Linked DNA regions of Homo sapiens: region 1 is linked to region 2. Evidence: chromatin contacts called from ENCODE Hi-C or POLR2A ChIA-PET data. All regions are on one chromosome and are shown on one strand. Each heading gives the region's core, a stretch centred on a gene start or an enhancer-like site at or near the end of the contact. The rest is flanking DNA. Distances are from core to core; before and after follow the strand shown.

What was found. A loop is a pair of places that touch in the nucleus more often than their neighbours do. ChIA-PET counts read pairs that join two places held with the same protein, here RNA polymerase II (POLR2A). Pooled maps may share reads with other maps.
Region 1: a map of ascending aorta shows a loop between it and region 2 (21-fold over the local background). The contact joins the promoter of BEX5 here to the promoter of HNRNPH2 in region 2. A Hi-C loop is called at or near these places in 4 of 168 maps with a recorded cell type or tissue (CD4-positive, alpha-beta memory T cell, CD8-positive, alpha-beta T cell, ascending aorta and 1 more), 1 of 37 single-sample maps with no recorded cell type and 13 of 50 pooled maps. POLR2A ChIA-PET finds 5 or more read pairs at or near these places in 1 of 52 experiments (CD4-positive, alpha-beta T cell).

The regions. Positions count from the first base shown.
Region 1 is chrX:102,154,580-102,161,562 of GRCh38, reverse strand. It overlaps BEX5 (brain expressed X-linked 5), which reads left to right and starts at 5,586. Exons shown (of 3, transcript NM_001012978.3): 1 at 5,586-5,704; 2 at 6,753-6,819. RefSeq lists an enhancer at 5,630-5,769.
Region 2 is chrX:101,404,242-101,410,562 of GRCh38, reverse strand. It overlaps HNRNPH2 (heterogeneous nuclear ribonucleoprotein H2), which reads right to left and starts at 2,341. Exons shown (of 2, transcript NM_019597.5): 1 at 2,244-2,341. The region is part of intron 3 of RPL36A-HNRNPH2 (RPL36A-HNRNPH2 readthrough); the gene reads right to left. It overlaps GLA (galactosidase alpha), which reads left to right and starts at 2,638. Exons shown (of 7, transcript NM_000169.3): 1 at 2,638-2,853. The coding sequence starts at 2,660.

The sequences.
Region 1 (6,983 bases), core at 4,337-6,836, 750 kb before region 2:
TAATGTGTGAGTTTTCAGTCTATTAATTAATGCAAGATTTAGTTTTTTAAAAGAGCCTGGAACTTCCTCCTCCTTCTCTTTCTCCTACTCTCATCATGTGATATGCCTGCTCCCCCTTTACCTTCCACTTCTCTTTCTCCTACTCTCATCATGTGATATGCCTGCTCCCCCTTTAACTTCCACTATGAAAGTAAGCTTCCTGAGGCCCTTACCAGAAGCAGATGCCAGCACCATATTTCCTGTACAATCTGCAGAATTGTGAGCCAAAATAAACCTCTTTTTTTTTTCTTATAAATTAACGAGTCTCAGGTATTCCTTTATAGCAATGCAAATGGACTAATACACCATCCCATGTTTCTGGATCCCAGATTTTTTCGACCTAGGTCATAACATGAATATAACATACCTGTCTTGACTCAGTATTTAAATATCTCTGAAGCTCTGCAACTGTCCCAAGTCTGCTGTTCAACTGTTTCTGCTTTTCCACTGCAGGAAGTACGAGCCTCTTTCTAAGCTACCAGAAAGACTCTTAGATTTTAATACTTAGCTCTAGTTGCTTGGTGATGATCCTCAGTTTTTTGTTTTTGTTTTGTTTTTGTTTTTGTTTGAGACAGAGTCTTGCTGTGTCACCCAGGCTGGAGTGCAGTTGTGCAATCTTGGATCACAGCAACCACCCCCTCCCAGATTCAAGTGATTCTCCTGCCTCAGCCTCCCAAGTAGCTGGGACTACAGGCGCCTGCCACCACACCCGGCTTATTATTATTATTATTATTTTGTATTTTTAGTAGAGACGGGGTCTCACTATGTTAGCCAGGCTGATCTTGAACTCCTGACCTTGTGATCTGCCCGCCTCAGCCTCCCAAAGTGCTGGGATTACAGACGTGAGCCACTGCACCCAGCCCAACCCTCAGTTTTTCATTATATCTCTTCAGAGTAGCAATAAAAATTATCCAACTATTAGCTAGCCTACTTGGCTGCCTGACAGGCATTATTTCTCTCTTATTTTTCAAATGCCTGAATGCTAGCAAGGGTGTTCTCCATCTACAGGATATGTTTCCAGGTCAGGACTGGTGAAATTTTTAGCTATTTGATCACTATCTTGTGCCAGGAACTCTCTGTGTCCACATACCACTCAAGATGTTGTTTTATTTGCCCAGTGGGTAGCGAGTGAGTCAGATCCCAAACTCCACTGTATCATAATTTTTCTTGGACAGCTCCTGTCACCACTTATGTTAGCTCTTATCCTCTTAGAAGTAACAACTCAAATGGGAATAGATGAGCAAGAGTTTAACTGGGGACAACACCTGTGAAGGATAAAGGAGAAGGAGTGGGAGAAGGTGGAGAGAGTGTTCAGATGGTAATGCAGATCTGACATTGGTGAAGGAGAGCAGGGAAAGGAGGAAGATTTGACAGGAAGAGCCCTAGACTGTCACATAATCCTAAGGTTTCAGCTAGGCTGAAGGGGAGCTGTGGAGCCAAAGACTTCAATTACAGAAGCCCTGTAACTTACAGAAATGCAACTGAATAGTGCTAGTTATTGGCAAGGATCAGCCCATGGGATTCATGACCTCAGCATGAATGTGCTAGTGGATTCAGAGGGTCAGCAACTAGAACCATCAATCAACAATACTTCCCACAGCAGGAGATCTAAGTGGTGCATTTTCATGGCGCCAGATTATCTTATAAATTTTTAACTGAGCTAAAAATTCCTGATGTATGGCTGCTCCACCATTTGTGATTACTTCAGTTTTTTCAGTTTATATTAATTAATGATATAATAATATGGACTCAATTGCACTAAATATTTTTAAATGACCATTTGGTCTTCAATTGATTTTCAAATGGTTCAGAAAAAAATAATAATGTATTCTTCAATATGAAGGGAGAATGAGAAAGCAAATATAGCAAAACTGAGAACTGGGAAATGCAGTGAAGGGCATGTGGGGTTTTTCTCAAAAACATTCTATAAGTTTGAAATTATTTCATAATAATTTTTTTAAAAAAAGATCACTTACATAATGATGGGAGATCTTTTTTCTTTGTTTCATTTTGTTTTTTAACTGTGACAGGGTTTCCCAACTCTATCTGATATTAAAAATTATGTCAAAGGAGCTTCTTAAATGCAGGTTTTCACACCTGACTCTAATCTATTAAACTAGGATCTTTAGAGAAAGAGCCTAAAAATCTTAACCCCAAGTGCTTCTTATGATGTGTTAAGTTTAGAAAACATTACCTGGTGACCTTGAGAAGTGTATTTAAATAAAAAATTAAACAAAAGAAAAAATAAAATACAATAATAGTTAAAAAAAATAAACCAGGTGATATGGTTTGGCTGTGTCCCCACCCAAATCTCATCTTGAATTGTAACTCCCACAATTCCCATGTGGAACCCAGTGGGAGGCGATTGAATTACGGGAGTGGGTCTCTTCTGCGCTGTTCTCATGATAGGGAATGAGAATCATGAGATATGATGGTTTTAAAAACGAGAGTTCTCTGCACAGGCTCTCTCTTTGCCTGCCACCATCCGTGTAAGACGTGACTTGCTTCTCCTTGCCTTTCATCTTCCACCATGATTGCAAGGCCTCCCCAGCCCCATGAAAGTAAGTCCAATAAATCTCTTTCTTTTGTAAATTGACCAGTTTCAGGTATGTCTTTATCAGCAGTGTGAAAACGATTAATACGCCAGGCAATATTAAGCATTGGCAGACATGAAAAAGCAGGAATTCTCATACATTATAGATACCAAATTTGGACATTTTTCAGGATTGACTTCTATGACACTGAAAAATATCCACACATATATAGAAACGACTGTTCTAGAAATTTCAAAATTTGATATTAGTATGAAAATTTTATGTACACAGAAGTTCAATCAACATCATCTATGATAATGAACACTACAAACAACCCAAACATCTATAAATATGAAAATGAATATGTGTGTACAATAGCAAAGACTTGGGACCAACCCAATGCCCATCAATGATAGACTGGATAAAGAAAATGTGGCACATATACACCATGGAATACTATGCAGCTATATAAAAGATGAGTTCATGTCCTTTGCAGGGACATGGATGAAGCTGGAAACCATCATTCTCAGCAAACTAACACAGGAACAGAAAAACAAACACCACATGTTCTCACTCATAAGTGGGAGTTGAACAATGAGAACATATGGGCACAGAGAGGGGAACATCACACACTGGGGCCTGTCTGGGGGTGGGGGGGCAAGGGAAGGGATAGCATTAGGAGAAATACCTAATGTAGATGATGAGTTGATGGGTGCGGCAAATCACTCCATGGCACATGTATACTTATGTAACAAACCTGCATATTCTGCGCATGTATCCCAGAACTTAAAGTATAATAATAATAATAATAATAATAATAATAATAATAATAATAAGAAGAAGAAGAAGAAGAAGAAGAAGAAGAAGAAGAAGAAGAAGAAGAAGAAAATGAATATGTGTGTATTATCTTTGTTTTTGAAGGGAGATATTTGGACTGATTTAGAGTAAAATGTGAATAGTATATTTCCTGTAGCGGGGATAAAACTGATATTATCCTTCTACCTTACCTGTGTTTTCTAATTTTGCTGAGGGCTTTTTCTGGTACCTTGGGAACTTGCTCAGCCCAGGTGTAGGACAACTTAAAAGTGCCAGAGATTTTAACATCCTCAGCGTGACATCCACCAATAGAGGGCCAAGTCTGTAGAAAAATACCCCAACTTCTCATCACTAGTTAGGATAATTCTGAGGAGCACTCTAAATCATTTCTGAGACTTGGAGGGTCCCCAGCAGATTTGAGCCAGTTGCCTTTTGGTCTTGTCAGGATCTGGTGCTGTATTTAAAACAACTTTTCCATTCTATTATATAAAAAATAACATGCTAAGTTCTATTTTTAATGGTTTAATGTCTTTTATGCAAACATTTAGTGTCTATTTTTAAGTGTATGAGAATGATAAGGCACTTCATTGTTTTTGAAAATAGTCAATTATCCCGATACAATTTCTTCAATCTAACCTTTCCCCACTGATTCAAAATATTTCAATGCATTTACTAGCATTTTTTCCATATTTGGGTTTGATAATTGAATTTCTTTTCTGGTTCATTTGTTCTAAATTTATTCTGGTACACTATTATCTTAACATTGTAATTTCACAATACTTTTTAAACTTTTATTTTAAGTTCAGGAATACATGTGCAGCTTTGTTATATAGGTAAACTGATCCTCTCCCTCCTCCCATCCTCCACCCTCCTGTAGGCCCCAGTGTTGTTCCCCTCTATGTGTCCATCACAATACATTTTCATCTGTCAGGGTAGCTTCCCCAAATTATTGTCCTGAATCATCAGGGCTAGGTGTTATTGTAAATTGTGGTTACACTAATACAATTTAGAGGAGATCATCAGTTTGTCACAGGTTCTCAAGACATGAAAATCCACCAGAGAGGCTCTATTAGACTCAATGCATCATTTCACGGAAGGACATGTAGAGATCCTTCACGAGAAAATCACTTCTTTCCTTCTTTCCTTCCTCTTTTCTTTTCTTTTCTTCTTCCTTTCTTTCTCTTTCTTTCTTTCTTTCCTTCTTTCTTTCTTTCCTTCTTTCTTTCTTGACAGAGTCTCACTCTATCGCCCAGGCTTGGTGTGCAATGGTGCTACCTCGGCTCACTACAACCTCTGCCGCCCAGGTTCAAGCAATTCTCCTGCCTCAGCCTCCCGAGTAGCTGGGATTACAGGCGCCTGCCACCACGCCCAGCTACTTTTTGTATTTTTAGTAGAGACGGGGTTTCACCATCTTGGCCAGGCTGGTCTTGAACTACTGACCCCGTGATCCACCCACCTCGGCCTCCCAAAGTGCTAGGATCACAGGCACGAGCCACCGCTCCCGGCCTTATTTCAAAGTCCTTAAAGGAGGCAGGGGAATGCTTTCTGGAAGGTTTATATTTATAATATGATTCAGCAGGAGAAACAGATTGCCATGTTTTTACAACTCGAATCCTGTTTTTTCAACTGAAAATAATTGTATTGTCTAGTTATAAAAACAACAACAAAATGAATGCATGCTGATGAAAAATAAAAGGAACCCCCTTCCCAAATAAACAAACAAAAAGGAAAGTAGTTGAAGTGAAAAAAAAATTTGAATACCACTTCCTGCCTATTTTCCAGACTTCCTAGCCTCTCGCTCCCCACCCCTTCTCCGGGTTCCAATCTGGGACCAAGCCCTACAAGACTGTTAGGGCTTTACTTGCTGGACGTGAAGGGGAGAGAAGTGTGCGTTTAGGTGTATAGAAGAGGAAGAAGCGATTTTTTAAAAGCTCCAGCAGAAACCAGAGCAAGCCAAATACAAAATATTATGACCCGTTTGGTCGTGGGGATCGCTAAATAAAAAAATAGAGGGGTGGATAGTAGCCTGTGGTAGTGGTGGAGAAAGCACGAATGAAGAGAAAGGTGGCCCCGCCCACAGTCCCGCCCCCACCCTCCTGCCGCACTGCGGGTGTGAATGGTAATTGGAAATCTGAGCTCACAGTGACGTGACCCTTAGGAGACCCAGAGCCAATGCGTGGATTAGTCCCTCCTCCTAGTTGCAGTCTGGTAGTTGTCGCTGGCCGTGTGACGGCTCGCTGTTGCCCTGAAGGCAGGCGAGCCAGCTGCCCAGGAAAGGTGGAAAGTGGTAGAAGCTGACCCCTGAGCCCTGGCAGGTAGGTGGCGCTGACCGGTGTGTGAGCAGCAGAGGGCAAAGACCAGAGCGGGTCTAGGACTGGATACACACCCTTTCCAGATACACACCCGTTTAGTGCGAGAAATGGAGCGGTTGGGGAGAGGATCTCCCGAGGGGGCTGGATTGAGAATGGGTACCATTTGAGATCTCCTAGGAGGCCGGCCATCGGGCAATGTCTGATGGAGTCCAGCCGGTGGAGGAGACTGAAAGGAAACAGCCTGCTTCCTGCAGGTCCGCGGGAGGGAGGTACAGCCGGCAACCAAGGGTTGGGGAGGGCGGACCCTGCCAAGGTTTTAGGCCTGCCTTCTAGGTATCTTTTCTTCACCCTCTACCCATTTAGAGCTGGAAATGATAGGCTGCGGGGGCCGAGGAGAGGAATTGCTGCAGAGGAGGGGGACAGAGATTAGGTCTGGAAAGCAGGTCCCTATTGCGGCAGTTGAGCGGGCGAGCTTCTGACTGAGGGACAGAGGCGAGGAGCGAGAAACTGTTTTTGGTCTCAGCAGGTCGGTCGGTGTAAGCGTGGGCGCTACCTGTAGATCCTGGAGTGAGAATGACAAAGCGCAGAGACCGCAGCAGGTCCTAGTTTTCAATGCCCACATACCTCTTCACTCATCGTCCATCTTGATGCATAAAATGGTGGGCATGGGAGTGGGGATCGGGTGGAGAGAGGGCCTGATGGATATCTAGATTGAAATTCTTTGTGAATAAACTACGTATTCATTCAGCAAGCTCTTCTAACTCCCCCGCCAGGCAAGTTGCCTGCGTTGCAGAAAGGGTAACTAGATGACAGGTAAGAGGAAACAGTAGAGATGGGCGCCTAAAGAAGAGGTTAAAACGTTTTGGAAATAATCATCTTTGATGCCTATTTCTGGAAGGTGGGATAGCCTGTCACAGGGTGGGAAAAGAAGCCGTGAGACAGGATGGAGGAGAAACAGAAGGTGCTAATACTAGGAGAACCCTAAATCAACTCCCATTACCGGTCCTTTGATTAAAAGATCAGTCCTGGTAATTGTCACATTTGTCTGCAGGTCTTTAAGTGCGTTTGTGCAGCCGATTTCAAGGCTAAGAGAGAAAGACTGCCTCTGATCCCTGAAGGTAGGAGGTTGCCTGGGGCCCTCTGGTGTAGGGGTATCAAGGATCAGAGCAGAATCTGGGTGACTCACAGCCCTTCCTGCCCGAGTTGAGTGCAGGAGAAACTTAGGAGAGTCTTCATAAAATGACAGCCTGTATCTGATGAGGGAAGAAGGGAGTAGAGGGGC
Region 2 (6,321 bases), core at 1,092-3,591:
ATCTGCGGGACTTGATAACAGATTAAGTATGAGAGAATACAGGTATAGGAGGATACAGGAGAGGAATCTGGGAAATGTTCAAATTTAATCAATCTTCCAGCAAGTTAAAATCAGAACTAATCGTTATTTTTCACCCATCAAGATAATGGAAATTAAACAGCAACAGTAAATCAGTGCTATGCAGTTCACAAACTAATACACTACCAGAAGAGTGATAATTGATATAAACTATTTCCTTTTTGATAAACCCCACTATATCCTGAAAGCAATTTGATAATATGTATCACGCCTTTTGACAGCAAATACATTTCAGTTATGTGCCCTAAGGAGATGATCTGAAATTCAGACAGATTTATGGAGCTATATATTCTTTGAAAAGTACTTTATTAAGAAAACGAATATTATGCATTTAATTTTAAAAGTTACAAAAATATTTAATAACATGAGAAATTACTTATGCTATAATTGTAAGTGACCCAAGAGCACAACTGCTTTACAATATCAACTGTGTACAAAATACATGTTCCCATACCCTTTGACACTGCTAGAATCCTTCCAGGAATCTAGTCAACAGAAATACTTACAAATGTTCCTTGCAGCACTGTTAGTAATGGCAGAAAATTGGAAACCTAAATAGCCATCATTAGAGGAATGGCTGAATGAATTATACTTTATCCTTAAACTGGAATGCAATGCAGCCATTTAAAAAAAATCTATCTGCCTTGACCCAGAAAGATCTCCAAAATACATTAAATAAAAGAATATACATAGTATGATCCTACTTATAGTAAAAGATTGGCATGCATGTATATACGTATGTAAATAAATAAAAGATCTGGAAGCAAACTTGTTTTTGAGAGAACTGAAGGGTGGGGGGGTGAAGTGGGCTTTTCGCTTTTTACCCTATATACTTCTATACAGTTTTAATTCTTTACATTTGCTGTACTGGGATTTTTTCTTTTTAAGTTAGAAAGAACATATTAGTGGTTACTCTGAGTGGGAGGTTTATGGATTTTCCATGTTATTTTTCCAATTTTTTTATGCAGCCTTAAATTTCTACAGAAATAATTACTTTTACTTCAGCAAAAAAAGTAACATAAAACAAATTAAAATGTTTGCATTTCTGGGATTTGGTATAGGAAATTTTATAAAATTTTCTAATTTTGTATGTGGATGGTTTATCTGAAATGGTCTGGGAGCACTGGGCCTCTTGGAAACAAAGTACAAAGTGTAATAACGGCCATAAAACTACACTGAGGAAACGATTTAACAAACATTTACTGATTGCCGATTATGTGCCTAGCACACTGCATCTGCAGTGATAACAGTTTTCCTATTAACCATCCTAAGGTCTCAGTGACAGATTTACAAGCTGTTTTTTTATTTCATTTTGCAGGATTTTTTTTTTTTTTTTTGCTTGCCTTATCCCTGGGATAACCCGTCCCATTTAATTCCCTGCACCGCTCTATTCCTTAAGAGCCCTTCTGTAGGGGCAGAGAGGTTCTACTTCATTACTGCGTCTCCTGGGAAGGCCATCAGGACTGCTGGCTAAAGTGGGAACCAGGACTCTTTGTGAGTTAAGAATTTGTGTATTTATATGTGTGTTATACACATTTTTTAAAAAACTGTAACGACATCAGGTTGAGCAGTCGTCTCCGGGTGGTGAATTATGTGTATTTTTAAATTTTATACTATATTGTTATTTTTCAAATGTTCGAAATTGAATATGTAGATTGTTGTTATCAGCAGAAAAATAAACATTATTCAAATACTCTATTCAGTAAAGTAATTTATTGGGCGCCTTTGTCAAGCACGCATTTGCCTAGATGTGACTCTACAGATAAAATTCACTTGGGGCCTCCCCTTACAGACAATCAGGCAGTGGAGACTGAGTGCCTGAATGGATAGACCAGCACTCAGACCACTATTTTCAGTATCTGTTTTTCTTAACTCAGGGCCGTGGTTTTCAAACGTTTTTCGCCTTACGGTCACCCTTAGGGGTCCCCCGAGACCGGCCCAGACAGACAGATATACAAAAACACATACACAGTCATGAGCGTCCACCATTTCCCCACCAGGCGCAGCACAGGCGGCTTCCCGGCACTGAGATGGGGGGGAGGAGGGAGAGAGCGCGAGGGGGGAGGGGAAAGCAGAGAACGAAAGAGGCGGAGGCGGCCCCCGAACCCCGCTCTGGTCTTCATCATCACCACCCCTGGGTCCCCAGTTCCCACCCACACACCAACCTCTAACGATACCGGGTAATTTTCCTCCTTCTTCCCTCAAACGGCTATAGCGAGACGGTAGACGACGACCAGAACTACTTCTGCTCACGTAAGCGAGTAATCACGTGAGCGCCTACGTCATGTGAGATCTCGGTCACGTGAGCAACTCTCGGCTTAAACTCGGGATCACTAAGGTGCCGCACTTCCTTCTGGTATGGAAATAGGGCGGGTCAATATCAAGAAAGGAAGAGGGTGATTGGTTAGCGGAACGTCTTACGTGACTGATTATTGGTCTACCTCTGGGGATAACCGTCCCAGTTGCCAGAGAAACAATAACGTCATTATTTAATAAGTCATCGGTGATTGGTCCGCCCCTGAGGTTAATCTTAAAAGCCCAGGTTACCCGCGGAAATTTATGCTGTCCGGTCACCGTGACAATGCAGCTGAGGAACCCAGAACTACATCTGGGCTGCGCGCTTGCGCTTCGCTTCCTGGCCCTCGTTTCCTGGGACATCCCTGGGGCTAGAGCACTGGACAATGGATTGGCAAGGACGCCTACCATGGGCTGGCTGCACTGGGAGCGCTTCATGTGCAACCTTGACTGCCAGGAAGAGCCAGATTCCTGCATCAGGTATCAGATATTGGGTACTCCCTTCCCTTTGCTTTTCCATGTGTTTGGGTGTGTTTGGGGAACTGGAGAGTCTCAACGGGAACAGTTGAGCCCGAGGGAGAGCTCCCCCACCCGACTCTGCTGCTGCTTTTTTATCCCCAGCAAACTGTCCCGAATCAGGACTAGCCCTAAACTTTCTCTGTGTGACCTTTCCTGGGATGGGAGTCCGGCCAGCGGCCCCTGTTTCTTTCTCTCTCTCTCTCTCTCTCGTTCTCCTTCTCTTTCTCTTTCTCTTCTTTCCTCTCTCTTTCTCTCTCTCCCTGCCCGGTTCTCTTTTTTCACTGCTCCTTGCAGAGCAGGGCCACCCCATAGGCAGTGTGCCCAAAGTAGCCCTGCCCGGTTCTATTCAGACCCTTCTTGTGAACTTCTGCTCTTCCTCTGCCGGGTGCTAACCGTTAGAACATCTAGGGTGGGTAGGAGGAATGGGGAACTAAGATTCGTGCCATTTTTTCTCCTTTTGGGGTCGTGGATTTCTCGGCAGTATCTCGAGGGAGTTAGAGAGACCATAAGGTCGCTGAGATCTCTCCCACCTCGCCCATGAGCGTGGCATCAGGCTGGAAGGTTGACATGGAGGAACTTTATACATTTACACCTTTGCGTGAGGGTTGAGGCTGGATTAGATAGGTATTGAACATATCTGACCCTCACAATCCTTATCTGTAAATTGGGATTACAACCTTTTAATTTCAGGGAGCTGACAAAAAAAATCTGAAAAATAGTTCTTATCTCACACAGGTGAGTTTTCAAGGAGATAACCTATTTAAAGTACATAGCACAGCGCTTGACCATTCAACTGCGCTTACAGAGCAAATGTTCAATGGGAAAATGAATGTAAATCTACAAATCTGAATGAATATGTGTATTTTTCTGGAGAGAGGATATTTACCTTTCTTCAAATTCTCAAAGGGCTCTGTGATTTAAAAAAGGTTAGGAATCACTGATAGATGTTGGTAAAAGGTGGCAGTCACAGTACATTTCTGTGTCCATAAGTTATTCCTATGAATATCTTTATAGATAAAGTCAGGATGTTGGTCAGACATCACAGAAGAAATTGGCCTTGTAAGTTTCATGTGACCCTGTGGTACAGTATGTGTGGCAATTTTGCCCATCACGGATTTTTTTTTATTGGTATTTGCATCTGATTATAAAACTAATGCATGATCATTGCAAAAAATGTAGATAAAGAAGAGCAAAATGAAAATAAAGATTTCCCCCCACCGTTCCACCACCCAGAAATAATCATGGTTTAAATGTTAATATACAACCTTACAATTGTTTTCTATATAAATGAAAACATAGATTTCTTTATTTCATTATTTTCCATAAAAAATGGATCATGTTTATGTCATGTTTGGCTAATGGCAAGACCCTGGCACCCAGTCTGGGCTCAAATTCTGCCTCATTGTTACTTAGCCCTGTGACATTGGGTAAATTACACTTTTTTTTTTTTTTTTTTTTTGAGACGGGGTCTCGCTCTGTCGCCCAGGCTGGAGTGCAGTGGCACGATCTCGGCTCACTGCAAGCTCCGCCTCCTGGGTTCACGCCATTCTTCTGCCTCAGCCTCCCGAGTAGCTGGGACTACAGGCGCCTGCCACCACGCCTGGCTCTTTTTTTTTTTTTTTTTTTTTTTAGTACAGACGGGGTTTCACCATGTTAGCCAGGGTGGTCTCAATCTCCTGACCTCGTGATTCGCCCGCCTCAGCCTCCCAAAGTGCTGGTGTGAGCCACCGTGCCCAGCCTTACTTTTTTTTTTGAGAGGGGGTCTCACTCTGTCACCCAGGTTGGAGTGCAGTGGCGCGATCTCTGCTCAGTGCAAACTCCACCTCCCGGGTTTAAGCAGTTCTCCTGTCGTAGTCTCCTGAGTAGCTGGGATTACAGGCACACCACCACGGCCAGCTAATTTTTGTATTTTCAGTAGAGACGGGTTTCACCATGTTGCCCAAGCTGGTCTCGAACTCCTGGCCTCAAGTGATCTGCCCGCCTTGGCCTCCCAGAGTGCTGGGATTACAGGTGTGAGCCACCGCACCCGGCCTCTTTTTTCTTTTTTAGTCTATCATACCTTGCAAATACAGTGGTTCTTCCTATGTGTTGGTTTTGATATTTATGTAATCAAACACATCAGTTTTTCCTTTCTGATTTCTGACTTTGGGGTCATGCTGAGAAAGTCCTTTCCTACCTGAAGATAATACAGTATATACGTTTCTTACTAGTATTTTTGTGGATTTTTAAAATATTTAAATCTTTAGTCCATCTGAACTTTGTTCTTCTATCAGAAATGCCACATTTAATAAATAATAAGTCCCATGGTATCAGATGGCTGGAAGGACCTCTTTCGAAACTTTGTTTAATTCCATTAATCTGTGTATTCTTATTCTAATGCTAATAGTTCCACACTAGCTTCCTTTATCTTTTTTTTCTTTTTTTTTTTTTTTTTGAGCTGGAGTTTCGCTCTTGTTGCCCAGGCTGGAGTACAATGTCACGATCTCGGTTCACCGCAACCTCCGCCTCCCAGGTTCAAGCAATTCTCCTGCCTCATCCTCGCGAGTAGCTGGAATTACAGGCATGCGCCACCACGCCTAGCTATTTTGTATTTTTAGTAGAGATGGGGTTTCTCCATGTTGGTCAGGCTGGTCTCAAACTCCCAGCCTCAGGTGATCTGCCTGCCTCGGCCTCCCAAAATGCTGTTATTACAGGCGTGAGCCACCACGCCCAGCCTTCATCTTTTAATGAATGTACATGTATGTAATCTTTTAGGTGAACTTTTTGTAATGTTGTGCCAAGTTCCTTAAAAAGCCCTTTTGGAAGCTGGGCAGGTGGCCCACGCCTGTAATCCCAGCATTTTGGGAGTCTGAGGCAGGTGGATCACTTGAGGCCAGGAGTTCAAGACTAGCCTAGCCAAAATGCAAAACCCTGTCTCTACTAAAGATACAAAAATTAGCCGGATGCGATGGCACATGCCTGTAATCTCAGCTACTCGGGAGGCTGAGGTAGAAGAATCGCTTGAACCGGGGAGGCAGAGGTTGCAGTGAGCCAAGATGGCGCCACTGCACTCCAGCCTGGGTGACAGAGGGAGACTCCATCTCAAAAAAAAAAAAAAAAAAAAAGATAAAAAGGAAACCTAAGTACTCTTGGGCTTTGTTAAGGATTTTGTTAAATATACAAAGGATTGCAGGGAAAATTAACTTATTTTTAATATTGAGTATGCTTATCCAAGAGCAAAATAATATTTCTCCATTTATTCAAATCATTTAGGAGCATCATAGTTTTAACATATGGGCCTTGCACGTATCTTAAATTTATCTCTAGGCATTTTAGGTTGTTCAGTTGTTCTTGTGAATGGGATCTTTTTCTCCAAATAGGATTATTGTTGATATCTGTTGATTATGTTAACTTTGTAGTTTCTGACTTTACTGAACTGTCTTCTTAGAT